Regions from separate parts of the Mus musculus genome. Here region 2 is linked to region 1. The links are chromatin contacts, found by Hi-C in ENCODE. All regions are on one chromosome and are shown on one strand. Each heading gives the region's core, a stretch centred on a gene start or an enhancer-like site at or near the end of the contact. The rest is flanking DNA. Distances are from core to core; before and after follow the strand shown.

Evidence for each region. Hi-C counts contacts between places; a loop is a spot of excess contacts on that map.
Region 2: a map of T-helper 2 cell shows a loop between it and region 1 (3-fold over the local background). The contact joins the promoter of Nemf here to the promoter of Klhdc2 in region 1. A Hi-C loop is called at or near these places in 10 of 37 maps with a recorded cell type or tissue (T-helper 1 cell, T-helper 17 cell, T-helper 2 cell and 3 more).

The regions. Positions count from the first base shown.
Region 1 is chr12:69,295,105-69,298,629 of GRCm38, reverse strand. Klhdc2 (kelch domain containing 2) reads right to left here and starts at 1,949. Exons shown (of 13, transcript NM_027117.3): 1 at 1,483-1,949. The coding sequence starts at 1,635.
Region 2 is chr12:69,355,784-69,359,614 of GRCm38, reverse strand. It overlaps Nemf (nuclear export mediator factor), which reads left to right and starts at 2,439. Exons shown (of 33, transcript NM_025441.3): 1 at 2,439-2,564; 2 at 3,268-3,336; 3 at 3,483-3,585. The coding sequence starts at 2,506.

The sequences.
Region 1 (3,525 bases), core at 700-3,199:
CATTTATATTTTGAAAAGGTTTATTGAAGTTGATTAGTTTTGCCGGCATGCCTGTCTGTGCATCCCTGGGGTGCAGTGCCCAGAAAGGCCAAAGGAGGGACATGAGATCCCCTGGGACTGGAATTACAGTTGTGAGTGGCCATGGGGGTGTTAAGAGTCCAACCCAGAAATGTGGCCAATGCTGGTAACCACTGAGTCACCTCTCCACCCCTGGAATTTATGTTTTAATAATAGTCACTACACAGCTGGCATGGGGGCGCACGCCTTTAGTCCCAGCACTGGGGAGGCAGAGGCAGGCAGATTTCTGAGTTCAAGGCCAGCCTGGTCTACAGAGTGAGTTCCAGGACAGCCAGGGCTACACAGAGAAACCCTGTCTCAAAAAACCAAAAATAAATAAATAAATAAATAAATAAATAAATAATAGTCACTACACACCTGCTCTCTACTATAGTCACTACACACCTGCTCTCTAATCTCTAGAATTCTCGACATCGACCTCTAAATACCTGATTCCTGGAAGCCAGGGACAACAGAATGCATTAATTCACGCTGGCAAAATAACTAATGGTTAAACCGACAAGGTATGGGACAGTTGTCTCAAAATGGCCACCTATGATCAGGTCGTCAGTACTATAAGCTATTAGAGTCCTTAAGCAAACCACAGGCGCAGAGAACTGGACTTCCCAAGGGGGGTGGGGGGGCGTCATTTTAACACTAAAATAGTTTTAGGTCAAATGGCTCAAATGAGTGTGCACCACATGAAATCCAAGAACTAGAGTGAGTGTATCATGGAATTCTAAAACCAGTACAGAAGAACCAGTGAGCAGCGGTTTAAGGAGGTAACTGAGCAGTATTCCCCAGCTCGCGGTATAAAACAATGCAAATGACTAAAAAGATACTTGGTCACAAAGTCCAAAGGCCTGCACTCCAATTACATACGCTGCTGGGGATTCACTGGCTATTTTTTCCTTTAAAATCCGCAGTAAGGCCTACTGAGGAGCAATCCTTTCTCAGCTGAGACCAGTTAAGAAAAATGGCCCTGCGTTCAAACAATAGATAGGTGGGGGCATCTGCACAGGTGTTGATGACACCGTTACACCTTCGGGGAGGTTGAGCAAGCGATTCCTGTGGCCTTGGTTCACACAGTGACAATATTGTTGAATATAGTGTCTGTCGGCTAAATGGCCCCAGCTCCGGGCGACCGGGCCCAAAGGTATATGAGTGATTCTCACACACCCTCGCCCCCACCCTTTTCCGTACCTCGGGCCACAGTCACCCGCTACGCGACCCACAATAACAGAACCTCGCTCCGCTCACTCCAAAGACAATGCGTAGGGGGTGCGTGGGATAGGCTGACTCATAAGTTCAAGAGAGCGGTGACAATAGCCCAGGATCCCCGAATCCACCAGGGCAGGGCGGGAAGATGCTCTCCTGAATGAGCAAGAGCCGCGGCGGCGATCGTGCCCACTCCGCCCTACTGACCTTGTAGCCGCCCCAGACGAACATGTGGCGCCCATCGCTGACAGCGACGTGGCCGCTGCGTTCAGCCGGGCAGGCCAGCTCCATGGCCTCGTAGTTCTCGAAGGCCGGGCCCGGCAGATCCTCCGCTCGAGCATCCTCGTTGCCATCAGCCATCTTGAGGCTGCACCGCTGGCCACCGAGACCGCTCCGGCCCCGCAGACGGGAGACAAAGGAAAGCGGAGCGGTGGACCGCGGCGCGCAGCCAGCGCTGACGACCCGCCTGTCCTGCGCTACGCCTCCGCCTCCGGGACGAGCGCTGGGGCGCGCGCCGACAGCGGCTGCGGGTCTCGCGGGGACCGCGCCGCGGCCGGGTCCTGGCTCAGAGCGGGAGAGCGGCCGACGGGGCTCGCACTCGCAGCCCGCCCCGCCTCCGGCCGCCGGGGCCTTGTTTATGCCGCCGCCGGAAGTCGTCCGCAGCGGACACTGTCCCCACGCTCCGGAAGCGCTCTCGCCCCCTGCGCTGCTGAGCCTCCCGTCGTCCGGTCCCACCGCAGTGCTGTCCTACTGCTGTGTAGTCCTCCCAGTCGGGCCCTTGGGCATCTGAGTCCTCCCAACATCCGTCCTCCCGCCTCAGGGTGCTCTGGCCTGGATAGTTCCTAAACCATAACAACCCACCCTTGGGGAAAGAATGCGAATCCCAGACTCACAATCTGGGCTTCTAAGAGGCCAAATGAAAATTACGAATTATTTAAACCCAATTCCTCGCCCATAAAATAAGGCTGGTCTGGAAAACACTTCAGGCTCCTCATTTAAATGGTGGCTCTCCGTGCTGCTCATCTTGTCTTTTTTTTTTTTCTTTCTCCCTCTCTTCGTTTTGGGACTGCTAAATATATACTGAGCAAAATACACACTTAACAAAAACGACCAAAAAAAGCTTTTCTCTTTGAAACTCTCACCAGTTGCTGGAGATGTACTTGCTGAAACACAAGAGTTAAGGGTCTGGGGTTTGAGATTAAAGCGCTGGGATAAAAGGTGTGCTCCACCAGGCAGATTCTGTTTCTTGACCAGATTCATCCAGGTCTCCCTGGGGCAATTTTGCCATGCAAGAGATGTCCAGTGCCCTTGGTGCTGTGCTGAGGGGGGCCTTCCTCACTGCCATTGCAAGAGACAGTCAGAGAGAGAAATGGCCTTCCTGCTGCTGCCCAGGGTGTATACTGTCAAAAAGAGATTGGCAGCGTTTCCACCAGCCACTTCGTGCTGGATGACACTGGAGAAGAAAATCTAGCATCAGTTTCATGTTTGGCGGGTAGAAGACATCTCTCACTGTTGGCCACAACCTCTCACACTGCAAATCTGCTGTAATGTGAATGACCAATTTGCACTAAGCTGAGGTTTGTGGTGAGCAACTGATCGTCCAACAGTGGAAATCACCTTGCCCTAGGGGTCAGGAGCATGCAAGTGGATATTCCTCCACAGATCAGCCTTATTCCAGATGAGCTGCACTTGGACACATTTTACTGCCTCGTGATTATTGTTTGCAAGAAAAATTTGATGGTGTTGTGGGGATAGCCACTAGAGAGGACAGCTCAGACATGAACTTAAGGCAATAGAAAGTCTTTATTAGTTTGGGATCCCAGTGTAGCAACGAGCCTTTCTCAGAGTGAGCTTTTAAGCACAAAACCCATGTTCTGGACGGATACACTTCAGTTAACAAGAACAGTTAGCATCCCAGAGAATCTTGCCACAGAAGCCAGATGAAGGTAATCTACACCACAGAGCCACTGCTGTCCCTTGTCCTCAAGAGACTAGACTTCTGTCACTCCATGAGACTATCAATAGTTACAAATAGTCCTGGGCCATTGTAGAAGGATTTTTATCCAGCAACATGGCTACTCTGATTGGAATACAGACACACCCTTAGCACACACTTTAATCTCAAATGATGAAGGTAAAGTTAGTTTGTAGAAGGAAGCACCCATGTTTGAAAGTGATGTTTAGTTGAATAGCAGACATAGTGGCAGATCAGAGAAAGATTTGATAGAACAGGATGTACCCAACGCTCAC
Region 2 (3,831 bases), core at 1,190-3,689, 60 kb before region 1:
TTGACAGTGTGGCAGAAAGTGTCCACTGTATCTTTCTCCCTCTGAACGTTACTACCTGAAGACCTACAGAGACTACTACTAAAATGAGCTAAACCTGTCTCCTTATCCAGCTGTATACTGTAAACCTGCCTGCTTGTTCAACTATATGCAATGACCCCACCTTTCTGTTCAACTCTAAATACTAAATATGCTGAGCTTGGCCTAGTGCCTGTAGTTTCTTTAGTGGAGAGCCCAGACTAGTGGATCTGGACCTCTTTGAGGGTTGGAACTACTCTTTCACAGCAGTCACCTAAGACCATCAGAAAACAGATATTTGTAATTCGTAAGAGTAGCAAAATTACAGTCATAAAGTAGCAACCAAAATAACTTTATAGTTGGGGGGGGGTCACCACAGCATGAGAAACTATTAAAGGGTTACAACATTAGGAAAGTTGAGAACTACTGGCCCAGCCCATCTGATCCCAGCTTTTTTATCTGTATGTCTGTCTTTTTCTTCGTGTTCTTACTGCCCTAGTCAGGTCCATCCCTGGATGCTATGCACAGACACTGCGTTGTATTGTTTATATCTCTACACGTATGGCTGGTGTAACAGTAATAGAAACCATTTACAGAAGCACTGAAGCTCCATGAGCCCCAGAGCTCCACACTTGACTCAGAGGAAGACTGATAAGAGCTGAAAAAGATTCAGATCTGTTGCTCTCTTCTGAAACATGGTTGTACTTTGATTTTAAATATCCTACAATTTTCTATCAATTTCCCCATGTCCAAGACTCTGTATATGTTTTGGCTGTACATTTAGCCTTCTACTTGTATTTAGGATAGAATAAAAAACTGATGCTTACTACAAAATGCTGTGTTTTAGATCCCTTTCGAGTGCTGGAAGCTTGGTGCCAGGTGTAGCGGTGAAAGCCTTTAAAAATCAGAAATGCTATTGTTCTTGAGAGAAACCAGTTTCACTCATGAAGAAGCTATCATAAGAAGAAGCCTGGCGCGTGCACCCCTGCTGCTTCCGTCTCACCTCGGAACTGCCCCCTCTCTTTCCATGTGCTTCCCTCAAGATGCTGGAATGTAGCAGGGGGGCTGCCCTTGTTAGATTGAAATAGATGTGGCTACTCAGTTTCAGAGTTCCAGCTGCTAAAACTGTGAACTTTGTACATTGTTTAACTGTTGGTATTTTGTTACAACAATAGAAACTAGATTAACACATTTGCCAACATTAAAGGTTTATGATCTATCTGGGCATGATAGTATGTACCTGCAATTCCAATACCAATGAGGCTGGAATCAGAGGGAGACTGAGGACAGCCTGGCTTATAGGGTGAGTTTAGACTAACCTTGACTATATAGCATGCCCTGTCTCAAAAGCAGAGTAATTACAAAAATCCTTATGTTTTTAGATATACAAATTTGACACTTTCCCTGCTTTCTTTTGCTTTTTTGGTCACCCATTCTAAGAACTTATAGCGATGTGAATGCTAATGACTTTAAACTTTTAAATACATGTTTCACTGATTTTAAAATTCCTCCAGTTTCTAAATGTGTTGGTAATTTCAGCACTCAAAAAGGCAGAGACAAGAAAATTCAGAGTTCTAAGGTGTCCTGGGCTACATAGAAAGACCCTGTATCAAAAATGACCATGACAACCACCCCCCCACACACACACACCTTCCACTGTCCAAAACTAGTAGATTTTTGTTCTTAGTTTTAGATTTGTTTATTACTAACATTAGAACTTTTAAAAAGAAAAATTTAGACGAATTAACTATCGTATATTTGAACCCTGAATAATTTATGTATGAATTGGTAGCATGCAGAACTTGAAGCAGTTTAGAGAACGCTGGGGTGTGGGAGGAGAACTTTTTCTCCTTCTCCCATGGGAACTCTTACTTTATTTTTATCTGACATCTTTACTTAGTGAATTTTTGAGTATTTGAGGTGCCAAGAATTTATGAAACTCGGGCTATATAGAACCCCACCCCATTCAACTTGAATGAGAATTCTACAGTATGCCGCAGAATCCTATTTCGGAGAGTAGTACCCAGCAAAATAGGAACCCATCTCTACGGCTTGTCAGAGTCAGGGAAAACCAACCGTTGGTTTTTGTCTAGTCTCAAATTCGCGTTTAGAAAGACCCCTTGCTCTTCCATCCTGAGCGATAGCGCCTTCCTGGGGCAACTGATTAATGGTTAATGACCTACAGGATCCTAATGGAGACCCATTTTAATCCCCAAACAAGGGGACGGGATTAACCCGGTCATTGTTCAAGGAAAGGACGCAGTTTCGAGAAGGTAGTTAGTTCTATGTCGAGTTTTTTTTACACAGTGAAAAAAATAATTGATCATGATTTGACAACAAACTTCGGTTAAATAGCGCACTTTCACTATAAGTAATATTGGGTCATTTGGGTTGCCGTAGACACAAGCCAAGCGCTCATGCGCAGAAGCATAGTGGTCCTGCGTCGGCTCAGTCCCTGAAAGGACTGCGGTAGCGACACGCAGCCTAGCCATGAAGAGCCGGTTCAGCACGGTTGACCTCCGCGCAGTGCTCGCGGAACTGAATGCGAGGTATGGTGGTGGGAGTGGACAGGCTCGTTCACAGCAGAGGGAGCGGAGGCCGGGCACCGGGTGGTCGCGAGACGGAGAGCCTCACGGTCGTCCCGGTGCCTCGGGGATTCTCTAGGCCTGGGGGCCGAGCCCGGGGCCGGTGCCCCCGGGAGACACCCCCCCCCCCCCCCCCCCCGGGGACCGTGCCTGATGCTGCATCTCCCTGGCGCTGATTCCGAGAGGTCTTGCCGGGGTGGCCTGAGTCCCGCAGCGAGCGTTTGGTAGAACGGGAGTGATCGTCTTTGCTCCAGACTGGCGGCCTGGCTTCTTCAGAATTCCCGTCCTTCTTCCCAAAGAGAAGTAGCAGGGCCTTCCAGCTGAAATGGGCAGATTTGGACCTGTGTCCTGGACTTGTCGCCTATTCAGCTGTGTGAGCTTTGTCGCATTTTCGGGGACTCGGCTACTTCCTCCGCTCCGAATAAGTCATTTAGACTTAATTTTACTGTATTTACACCCCCCACCCCACCCCAGCACTAGTAGTCTGGTGTTACTGAGATCAACAGGCCACTTTTGTGCTTAAAAGTCTACATTTAATTTGAGGATACCTTTATAGGCGGTGGAGGTATCTTAGCGGAAGAGTTCCTTTTCCACAACACCAATAAATGATGGAAAGTTTTGCTTCAACCAAGAACAATGATTTGTTATATGTTTCTTTTTTTTTCAGCTTGCTAGGAATGAGAGTAAACAACGTTTATGATGTGGATAACAAGACATATCTTATTCGGCTTCAAAAGTAAGAATATTTTATAAGATTGTTTTTGGTAAATTATGATATATATATATATATATATATCCTGCATTTTAGGTTTTGTTTTTTTAAATTCAGAGAATAAGTTTTGGCAAATTCCCTAAAGAAAAATTTGGCTTTCTCTTGAACAGACCTGATTTTAAAGCTACACTGTTACTTGAGTCTGGTATACGTATTCATACAACAGAATTTGAGTGGCCTAAGAACATGATGCCGTCGAGTTTTGCCATGAAGGTAAATTTTAAGTTTGGAGCTAATTTTTAAAACTCCATTTATCTATCTATTTATCATGTATGTATGTATGTGTGTGTGTGTGTGTGTCTGTGTAGGTGGAAACAACAAACAGGTACAACTTGGGGCTCTCAAGTGAATGTCAGAAGACAACCTGGGGGGGAGTCAGTTTTGCTGTGAGATGAGGGGTCAGGGGTAAGATCCAACTTAAATCCCCAGACTTGATCCATGTGCCTTAATCTGCTGACC